Linked DNA regions of Mus musculus: region 1 is linked to region 2. A link is a loop called in an ENCODE intact Hi-C map of the cell type or tissue named here. Cell type or tissue: left cerebral cortex. All regions are shown on one strand. Each heading gives the region's core, and the rest is flanking DNA. Links, peaks and the distances in the headings are about the cores only. Region 1 overlaps Inpp1 (inositol polyphosphate-1-phosphatase). Region 2 holds the start of Hibch (3-hydroxyisobutyryl-Coenzyme A hydrolase).

Region 1 (5,319 bases), core at 1-5,000, 45 kb before region 2:
TCACACCAGAAGAGGGCATTGGATCCCATTAGATGATTATAATAATGTCACGTGGGTGCTTAGAATCTAACTCGGGTTCTCTGGAAGAGCAGCCAGTGCTCTTAACCACTAAGCCATCTCTCCAGTTCCTAAAATAATCTAAAGATGGAGAGAAGAGGCTGGAATTATTAGGTTTTAGAATTATATTAATATTAATTAGAATTATTATTATTGGAATTATTAGGTCTTAGGTTTTATTTCCATTTTCAGTTGCATCTCTGCACCTGTCAGGAATGTCATTACCTTTCAGGCTAGAAGATGACAGAAAAGAGAACAAGAAGAAAAAAGAAGAGAAATACTGTAGTAACCTGTGACCTAAGCATCAACACAGAGTGAACAGGGGACCAAATGAGGCTTTTGTCTCATCTCTGTGTCATGCTCAGATAAACACAGTTCATTCCTGACCCTGAGAAGACTCCCCCCACCCCACCCCCGCCCCCAAATACTGCTGACTGAGATGTTGCTGGTTTGGGGAAGGAGTTGCTTGACAGCCTTAAACTTGCCCATCCCAGAGGGTCAAACCACCAATGGCCACACCGCCTGCTACTCTTTTTTCTCTTTTGCAGAAGAGAACAGGCCTACAAGAGCTGGCAATCTGTCAGTTCCCCAGCCCCCACACCTGCTTACAGAGCTATTCAGAGGAATGCAGACAGAGGGGGCCTGAAATAGAAGTATCTAAAGCAGCTCAAATGGAAAGTATTTGTTTAATAAATTCTGGCATTACTTCATGAACAATTGCCTGGGCTTGTTCTATTGTTTAGAGGCACATATCAACCCATAAAATGTTGACATATATCCAGTCCAGTTGCCCAACCCGCCTTTGTATCCAAGGGTCTCCACTGGTAACAACAGAAAACAAGCTTCCTTCATTTAGCTCACCAAAGCCAGGTAGTAAAGGGCATGAAAAAATATATAGTCTATGGAGATTTTGTATAATTCATGTATTCTCTTCTCACACTGGTGGTCAAGATTTTACTGAATTCTACAGTAGTCCTCAGGTTTAAAAAGTTCAATAAAGATATTGAAGTGTTTTATATTATTTTCTATCATAAAGTTCCATCCTCCCAAATTTAAAAAAAAAAAAAAGAAGGTGGGGCGAGTTATATAAAAGACGACAGAATGCCCAGTGACACAGACTTAGAAACCATTTCCTATGTTGAAGAACTCAAGCTGTCATGCTGGGCAGCGTCAATTCAGGCAACTTACTCCAGCTCTCTGTGACAGCTTCATCCCAGTAGAACAATGGCTCTAACCTTACAGAATTCTTATAGGGGTAACAAAGTCAAGTCCATGCAGCCTCAGTGAGCACTGCTTGCTGGTGTTACTGCTACGACTCAAGAAGCCTGGCTTTTTCTAGCCATTTCCACACATAGAATCACAATCAGTGTTTGTCATGACCATATTTTTATAGTAGAATAAAGGGAGAGTTCGCCTAATTCCAAGCCCATAACCAAAGCAAAACATTAGATAAATGGTTTAGCTGAGAAGCCAAACACTGCTCTGAAATAAGTGGGTCAGAGCGTGGACACACAGAAGGAAGCGTCAGTGGCCCTCGGGAGCATGTAGCTCAGTGTGCTCTGGTGCAGAGAGCATATATTATTTATTAACAAGAAACCCATCAATAAGTAAGAGGGTCAATACCATATACTCAGGTTAGGAATCTGAGCACTCTCATCCTGTTTGCTTTTCTATACTTCAATGATTTCCTGCAAAGACCATTTTAATACTGTAATAAAAATAAGGCAAGGCTGCAAGGTGTTTGTTTGGACCTAAGAGAACATAAGAGTCAGTAAAAGGCCTGCTGTTTATTCTGAGGGAACCAGAGGAAGCACGGAGGCAGGTGTCCTGCAGCCACCGTGGCCTGACCTCTTACCTTGTTTTCCATGTTCTGTTTTATAACTTCCTGCACCAGCACATCCGCCAGGGTCTTGAAATCTGCAGCAAACTTCTTGTTCTTCTCTGCACCTTTCTTCTCCTCAATGAGCAGCTGGAAGAGGGTCTCCTGCTGCCTGCACGCCCTGGCGATGTTAGCAGCCTTCTCGGAGACACAGAGCAGCTCCAGGAGGATGTCTGACATTTCTAAAGCCTGCTTCTTTCTCAGCCTCACCCACCCTCTGGCTCACAGCTGCAAGAACACAAGAATATGAAAGAGAAAGCAGTTCAGGGATGATGTCAGGGCGTCTCTCCCACTAACACATAGCTGGCAGCAACCTGTCAGGGAAGCTGACCTGCTAGTGAGTCACCGCACATTTTCAGCGTGCAAGACTGCAGTTACAATCTAAAGATTGAAACAAACGTATTTCTCAAAAGTCTTGTAAACCAATTACACTCTTAAAGAAACTGAATGTTCAGTGAAAGAAAAAGAAAAAGCCTTGAATTAGAATTTATGTTACAGGGCCATAGCAAGACAGAGTGTCACGACGTCCGAGGAAAGGCAGATTGCTACAAGGTCCTTAATCATGACACAGCTTTATCTCAATTACATTGACGTAATTCTCTTCTCTGTGAGAATGGTGAGGGATGACAATCATGCTGCCAGATCCATGTGCTAAGTGGATGAGCAGCAGGCATTGTGTCTTCCAGACTCTGAGGCCGGTCTTGGGCAAGCACTATAAAGCAGCTCACAGCCAACTCCACTCAAACATTCCAGGGACATATTCCATCTGCCACCAAGTAGCAGCCTACACACCAAAGCAAGGGGACTTACACCTTGTTGGACTTGAGAAGTTCTGTCTTCTAAGAACCATGTAGTATGCCTACATCATTATTTCTATTCTTTATTTCTTCTCTCTCTCTCTCTCTCCCTCTCTCTCTCTCTCTCTCTTTCTTTCTTTCTTTCTAGACCTGGCTGTCCTGGAACTCATTCTGTAGACCAGGGTAGCCTGGAACTCAAAAGATTCGTCTGCGTCTGCCTCCCAAATGCTAGGGCTAAAGGTGTGTGCACCACACCTGGCTCCTATCTACTGGTGCTGCCTCAAAATGCTTCTGTGGTCCTCTTCCTGTTCAAAGCCTGAGTCGTTCTGCTTCCTCTGTCGTGAGATTACCCTGCCCTGTGTGACATACAGTTTGGAAACGGAAGCTTAGAGGGTTGAGCAACTTCTAAAAAAGGTTACACAAGACTAAAACATGGGGCTCAGAACTGCCCCCACACACCCCACATCAGGTTTCTTTATTATCACAACAGTTTCCTCTATGAAAAGAAGCTTGAGGCTGGGAACCACTCAGCTGTGAAAACACTGATGTGGGGGTGTGGCAAACTGTTAGAGCCTGCTTGTCTTAAGTCTGTTCAAAAAACAATTTTTTTTTCTTCCTGAGGAAATATGTTCCTCAACAGAAATAAAGGAAAGATGACCAACACGGAGAGATGTCCCTTGTCACAACTGCAGTTGCTTTACTGCCAGTGGTCGTCTCTGGAAGGCAGTAGTAGACAGGTGCTAACTCCCTGACACTGGAAACACACAGGCTTCCAGGGAGCTGCTGTCATAACTGTACCAAATCCCACCCAGGGCCCTCTTTCCTCAGTCAGTAACCTTAAGTCTTTCCCTAATCTCTGGTAAGAAAATAAGAGTTAAAATATCTTCATACAAGGTAGATTAAAATTATTTAAAGTAGCAAAGATGTTAAATAAACATGTTTTGTTTTGCTTTTGGGGCAGGTTCGCTCTCACGTTGTCAGATCTACTAGATAATATAGAAGAATTCAAGCAAACAGGGCTCCTTAAAAGCCCTTTATTCTTTATTTCAGATTCAAACCTGTTAGAAGATTCATGTACTTTGTTCTGGACCTATACATTAAGAAAAGTGGCATTCATAGAGCCAAGCCACTTGAACTCAGAAATAATTTACTGCATCCATTATATAAATACTAGCCACAAATGATGTCATAGAACAACACAGAGATGCATGCATAGTCTCACTGTAGCACATGAGCCACAAGAGTAGAAAGGTGGTGACCATAACTTGATTTATTAGCAAACATTCTGCATTATTGTAAGAGCAAAGAGCCAATGAACCAAGGGTATATAATGTAAGTTCCTTCTCATTTGGAAGAAGCATGGTGACACAAAGGAATACACTCCGGACTTGAGCAAGTTATCACATTCAACAGCATTAAATCTAATCTTTATCCCTCCCCCCATCTTTTTTTTTTTTTAATCTGAAAAAATACTGTAAGCTTCGGGTAAGAAAATACTGGGTAAGTTTCCACCCAGCCACCCCAGGGAACCCAGAGTTCCCCCACTTTGGTCCTGACTTCTCCTAGTAATGGTCATTTCCCTGCCTGAGCGGATATTACAAGTACAGGATGTAGCAGGTATAGGAACCTGGGCCACGAGGCGAGAATGCTCAGCTGTGAGCTGCACACTGATGCTCCAGAGGTCTGGGCTCTAGACGTTCATAGTTCCACTTCTGAGTTTTCAGGTCCTGAGTCACCCTGCTGTGTCAACTGTACCCTCTTTTTCTTCTGGCCCAGGATACCACTGTCACATTTTGTCAGACTCCAAGTTCCTTGTCCAGTTTCAGTTGAGACTTTCTCCAGCCAGCATAACCAACACGGCACTTCTCCAGCTCACTTCCTTTCTCTGGGGCCCCAGGTCTCCAGAAAACAACCTACATACAGAACTTTCTGAATTTCCAGCAGTGCTCCAAGTCTGTAGTGCTCCACGTCTGTAGTGCTCCATGTCTGTAGTGCTCCAAGTCTGTAGTCCTTGCTTGGGAAAGATGAAAGCAGGTGGGTAGTTTTCGGCCAGCTGGGATAACATAGCAAGTTCTTTGTCTCCGTGTACAACTTTCTAATTAGATGGTTGACCTACTACTTGCTGGGAGGAAAGCTCATTTCTTCTCCCAAACTCACCCTTAAGGGTTTCTGTAAACTCCATTTTTATCTCTGCCCATTTATCTTAAGTTCATTCAAGCAAGTAAGAAAATAGCCTTGGGCATTTAACCCATACCTGGAATTCTTGCGACGAGTTGTATATGAAAAGAATTGGGGGCAACACTGGCACAAATTTCTTCAGGTTTCTATGGAAATTATCTTTCAAATAACTTTAAAACGCAAATGTAATTTATTTGCCTTACTCACTCTATACAGCCTCTGTTGGTAGGAGCCTTAGTGAAACCTTACAGGGAAGATGACTCACATTCAGGGTTAGGCAAGTTTGTTGTTGGTAGTGGTTGCTTTTATTTTTAGGTAGGTGTGTAGGTGTGTGTGTGTACACGTGTACATATGCACGTGTATGCACTTGTGTTATTAGAGTAAAGGCATAAGCATGCCTGATAAATA
Region 2 (5,378 bases), core at 312-5,311:
AAGTCAGGAAAAAGATGGTTTGGCTCTAGCTACAATATAAAAGTTCATCTTTCCAGTAACATATGCTGCTGCATAGGCTAACAGATTCATTCCTTCCCTGAGTGAATAGGACACGATGCCTTTTGACTGTGAAGCCAAATGGCAACCACTTGTACCTATTCGAGGACTAACTGCAGGTCAGGAATTCTTTGTGTCTTCCACTTGTATGGTGTCTGTTGGCTTCCTCTGTTCTCTAGCCACTATTATATTTGGTCCAGGACAGAAAGATCATTTCTGATCAAGTATCTTACAATATGCCAAAGACTAAGAATAACTTCTTTAAGGTCAGGGTATACTTCAGTGGATGACAAACACCCCTTTAATTTTTCACTCTGAAACTCTTCTCAGATTCCCTCATTTACTATTAATATGCCAACACGTTTTTGTTGATGTGCTTACAGCTAGACATCTGTATGAATCTAGAAGAAACTCAAGAGTAGTGGGTGTCTTGGTTAGGGTTTTACTGCTGTGATTAGACACTATGACCAAGGCAACTCTTATAAAGACAGCATTCAATTGGGGATGACTTACAGGTTCAGAGGTTCAGGCCACTATCATCAAGGTGGGAGTATGTCAACGTCCAGGCAGGCATGGTGCAGGAGAAGCTGAAAGTTCAATACCTTGTTTGGAAGACTGGCTTCCAAGCAGCTAGGACAAGGGTCTTAAAGCCCAGCCCACAATGACACAGTTCCTCTAACAAGGCTACACCTACTCCAACAAGGCCACACGTCCAAATAGTGCCACTCCTTTGGGCCAAGTATGTTCAAATCACCACAGTGGACAGTTAAATATGGGGTTTATTTAATAAGCTGCTTTCCAGAACAGGTATGTTTTCACTGATATTTCTAGTTTGTGAGCATTCTCTTAATCAGATATTTTGTCTCAGAGGAAGACTGAGGGATCTGTAACTTTTCTGAAGATAATTAGCAATGTTTCGAAGCAAGTTCAGCTATGTAGAGTACTAAACTCTGGTCTTTCCTCAATGTCAAATGCATCTCATATGTTTCTGACTCAAAGAACATTTAATTTACTTAGTTTTCCTAGACAGGGTCTTGCTGTGTAGCCCAGGTGACCATTCTGTTTCAGGTTTCTGAGTGCTGGAATTATAGGTGTGTGTCATCGGGTCTGGTTTAAATTTACCTTTTCATTAAAAAATTATTAAAATTACACAGCCAGGCATGGTGGCACATGCCTTTCATCCCAGCACTCGGGAGGCAGAGGCAGGTGGATTTCTGAGTTCGAGACCAGCCTGGTCTACAAAGTGAGCTCCAGGACAGCCAGGTCTATACAGAGAAACCCTGTCTCAAAAAACCAAAAAAAAAAAAAAAATTACACAAACTCCTTCAGATCAATTAATACCTGCTGATTAAACTTAAAAGCCAAACATAGATAATCAACTGGGCATTTCAAGACAGCCTAGTCTAGGGAGCAAACTCCTTTCCTTTCCATTTTTTAAAGTAAAAACCACTACCGTATTTATTGTTTCTCAATATTACAAAGAAAAGGCAATGCAATCTTTTTACATTAAATGTGGTAGTAAAAAAATTATATTTAAAGGTTTTTGAAATTTCTTATTAGATATTTTCTTTATTTACATTTCAAATGTTATCCCCTCTCTTCCTTTCCTTCTCCTATGGAAACCTCCTATCCCCTCCCCCTTCCCCCTGCTTCTGTGACAATGCTCCCCCAACCAACCAACCCCCCTCTCTGGCTTCCCCATCCTGGCATTCCCCTACACTGGGGCATCCAGCCTTCACAGGACCAAGGGCCTCTCCTCCCATTGATGCCTGACAAGGCCATCATCTGCTACATATGCACCTGGAGCCATGGGTCCCTCCATGTGTACTCTTTGGTTGGTGGTTTAGTCCCTGGGAGCTCTGGGGGTTCTGGTTGGTTGATATTGTTGTTTGTCCTATGGAGTTGCAAACCAATTCAGCTCCTTCATTCCTTTCTTTAACTCCTCCATTGGAGACCCTGTGCTCAGTCCAATAGTTGACTGTGAGCATCCACCTCTTTGTCAGGCTCTGACAGAGCCTCTCTGGAGATAGCTGTATCAGGCGCCTGTCAGCAAGCACTTGTTGGCACCTACAATAAAAAGTCTCTGGGTTTGGTGACTATATATGGAATGGATCCCCAGGTGGGGCATTCTCTGGATGGCCTTGCCTTCAGTCTCTGCTCCACACTTGCCTCTGTATTTCCTCCTGTGGGTATTTTATTTCCTCTTCTAAGAAGGACCAAAGCACCCACACTTTGGTCTTCCTTCTTCTTGAGCTTCTTGTGGTCGGTGAATTGTATCTTGCCGAGCCTTTGGGCTCATATCCATACTGTGTGTTCTTTTGTGATTGGGTCACCTTACTCAGGATTGATACTTTCTAGTTCCATCCATTTGCCTAAGAATTTCATGAAGTCATTGTTTTTAATGGCGGAGTAGTACTCCATTGTGTAAATGTACTACATTTTCTATCTCCATTCCTCTGTTGAAGGACATCTGGCTTCTTTCCAGCTTCTGGCTATTATAAATAAGTTTTTCTACTTTTCTCTTTGCTTTGGTTACTCACCTCTCAGCTTTCGTCTTGGCTCCTCCTCTTCCTCCTCCCCTCACTAGTTAACGCCCCTAGCCAGGACCCGCCCCACCTTTACCCGGCCTGGCCCTGTCTAGTGTGGCCCTGCCCACTGCTCTTGCTGGTTTCCTAACTGCTCCTGTTTTGCCCCGCCCCGCCCCGCCCGGCCGGGCCCGTGAGCGTAGCGCAGCGGAAGTGTAGGCGTTGGGCCGCTCTGGCCCACCGGAGGACTTGTCATCAGTGACCCCGGCTCTCCTCTGCTCTCATCGGCTGTGGGCGGGGCTGTGGGCGGGTCTAACTACCAGAGCCGGTGGAACCACTACACTCTGCTTCTTCTGCTCTTGGGTTTTTAGGCCATGGGGCAGCCATATGCGTGGCGGCTCCTGTCGAGGTGAGTTGGTGAGCAAGGCAGAGCTAAGGGCCGGCTTGGGGGAAAAGGCTCACAAGTGTCCCCGCAGGTCTCGCAGATCTAGTCGCCTTTGTATGGCAGCCTCTGCTTTGCTGCCCCGCGGCGACCTCAGCGGCGATCGCAACGACATGCGTCCTCTGACTTTGCTCTTTTTCTTGCAACAGCACCTTCATTTTCCGTCCTCTAGCATCTGTTAGGCCTTGACGTCCCACAACTTTCTCCCCCCTCCGTTTGTCTCCTATTTATTTTCTTTCTTGGAACTGGGCGCTGTGTGGGGACGTGCCACCTGATTTACTGTGTAGGGTATTTTCTTAAGTCACACAGAAATGACAGGTTGTGTACCTGGGCTCCGGGTAAGGAACTTGATTATTTCAGCTAGCAGTAGTAGCAGCGCAGGCAATTGGAACTCACAGAATAATGTTGTGACCATTTAGCGTGGCTTGACCGGAGCAGTGCAGATATTAACTTTCTAAGAGTGTCTCTCACTGCAATCGGACCTTGGCAGAAGGAAATGTGGTAGCACCCATTTTAGGAGCTTTGGCTAGTGTAATTCCTTTTCCCCAGTACCATACGCAAAAACTTCAATTTCCCCCCTGTGGAACTCTTCACTGAAGTACTTTTGGGCGATGAAATGTGTGCTGTTAGACATCTGTGCAGTCTAGGAGCATCTCAGACGTGGAACGCACCCTTGTTCCGTCTGCACGTTTCTTATGCCTTACAGTCTGTTGTGGAAGGTTCCTGCAAAGGCATAGAATGTTTCTTAGTTCTAAATGAGTAGTTACCAGTGGAGTTAGGGAGATGGTTCCGCGGTTTTAAGAGCCTATACTGCTCTTAAAGGACTGGCTAAGAGGACAAAGTTCTGCTTCCCGTGTGGCTCATAACTACCTTTAACTCCGTCTCCAAGGAATCTGATAGTTTCTTCTGGATCCATTGGACACTTGTACTTACATGGGCATACATATATACATAGTTAAAAACACATCTTAAGCCGCGCATGGTGGCGCACGCCTTGAATCCCAGTACTTGGGAGATAGAGGCAGGGATTTCTAAGTTCAAGGCCAGCCTGGTCTATAGAGTGAGTTCCAGGATAGCCAAGGCTACACAGAGAAGTCCTGTCTCAAAAAACAGAACAAAACAAAACATCTTAAAAAGAATAGTGCCTTTTTAGCAGAAAGCACCAACGATACTCAGGTATTTTTGTTACATGTAGAAGTTGCCTTGCTTCTCTTTTTTCTTTTGTGGTGAATAATAGCATCTGCTCACATAATCATTGTTGTTGCTTCTTGATGATGGCAAATTCTAAATTATTTGGGAACAATAATTTAGAGGCATGTATATTAACAAAGTTAACTTCATCTAGAAAGATTCTGTCATTACTGTGGTTCAGCTTGTCCCTATTTCACTCCACATTTCAACATGTAAAGTGCCAGGACCAAATTGGACAGTACTGATCTGAGGTCTCCCTTTCCTAGATCCAGTCCTGGGATAGCAAAAGGGATTGGAGACAAGGTCATGCAGTCAAGAGGAGCGGATTCCACAAACCTGGAGGGAGATCCGGAGAGTTTCTGGAAGGAAAGGGGCGGGTGTGCCTTGGTTGATGTGATTGGCTAATGCCATTGAACTTAGCCTTCCTTTGCTCCTCTGGTGCTGTCCTGTGTTCCTAACATTGCAGTGCCAGTTTAGCAGTTGGGTGGTTTTCTCTGTCTCAACAGCATTTCTTTAAGAAGAGAACTTTCAAATGTATTGTATAGTTGATTATTCTGAGTCCTATGCCGAATGCTTCAATTGTACTTCAAATGCAATTGAATTCAATTATATGTCAGCTAGATCTCTAAATGATCTCTATCACTCATTTTTGTCTTTTGTTGGATACTAAGCTATGAGTTTCATTGTGGCAGTTCTGTACACACTGTTTCTGTGTTTCTGTTGTTGGTTCTATCCCCACTCTCCTCCCCTGGCTGTCAGTGTGCTGGTCAGCCCTCCTCCTCTACTCCCTAGCTCTTCTGCTTCATGGCACTTTGGTCTTTTACTCTCATTCCCTCCCTACCATCCTGTAGCCTTCCCTTAAGAGATCCTTTTCTGCTCTCATGGTCCTGTTTTAGTTTAATGACCTACACTTACCATCAATCTCTCTCTCTCTCTCTCTCTCTCTCTCTCTCTCTCTCTCTCTCTCTCTCTCTCTCTCTAGCATCCACAGACATGCTGTATTTGTCTGAGCCTGGGATACATTGCTTAACATAGTGTGCTGACTAGCTTTCATGCCAACTTGATACTAGCTGGAATCATCTTAGAGGAGGGAATTTCAGTTCAGAAAATGCCTCCATCTGAGGGGGCTTTAGGTAATCCTGTAGGGCATTTTCTTAACTAGT

What was found. Peaks named below come from ENCODE experiments on the same cell type or tissue, not always from the same donor. Only the 100,000 strongest peaks of a DNase experiment are listed, where the experiment ranks them.
Region 1: it touches region 2 in a loop (2.5-fold over the local background); 5 of 42 quality-filtered maps call a loop at or near these places.

Annotation. Positions count from the first base shown.
Region 1 is chr1:52,797,373-52,802,691 of GRCm38, forward strand. It overlaps Inpp1 (inositol polyphosphate-1-phosphatase), which reads right to left. Exons shown (of 6, transcript NM_008384.2): 2 at 1,913-2,164. The coding sequence starts at 2,116. Among named protein-coding and RNA genes, the nearest start is that of Inpp1, 18 kb to the right of the region's middle. In left cerebral cortex, for the core only: no CTCF peak of the experiment used is centred there; DNase peaks (open chromatin) are centred at 2,189, 2,647, 3,211 and 4,476; H3K4me3 peaks cover 680 bases; H3K27ac peaks cover 1,388 bases.
Region 2 is chr1:52,842,154-52,847,531 of GRCm38, forward strand. It overlaps Hibch (3-hydroxyisobutyryl-Coenzyme A hydrolase), which reads left to right and starts at 2,885. Exons shown (of 14, transcript NM_146108.2): 1 at 2,885-2,991. The coding sequence starts at 2,957. In left cerebral cortex, for the core only: no CTCF peak of the experiment used is centred there; DNase peaks (open chromatin) are centred at 2,799, 3,697 and 3,928; H3K4me3 peaks cover 1,773 bases; H3K27ac peaks cover 489 bases.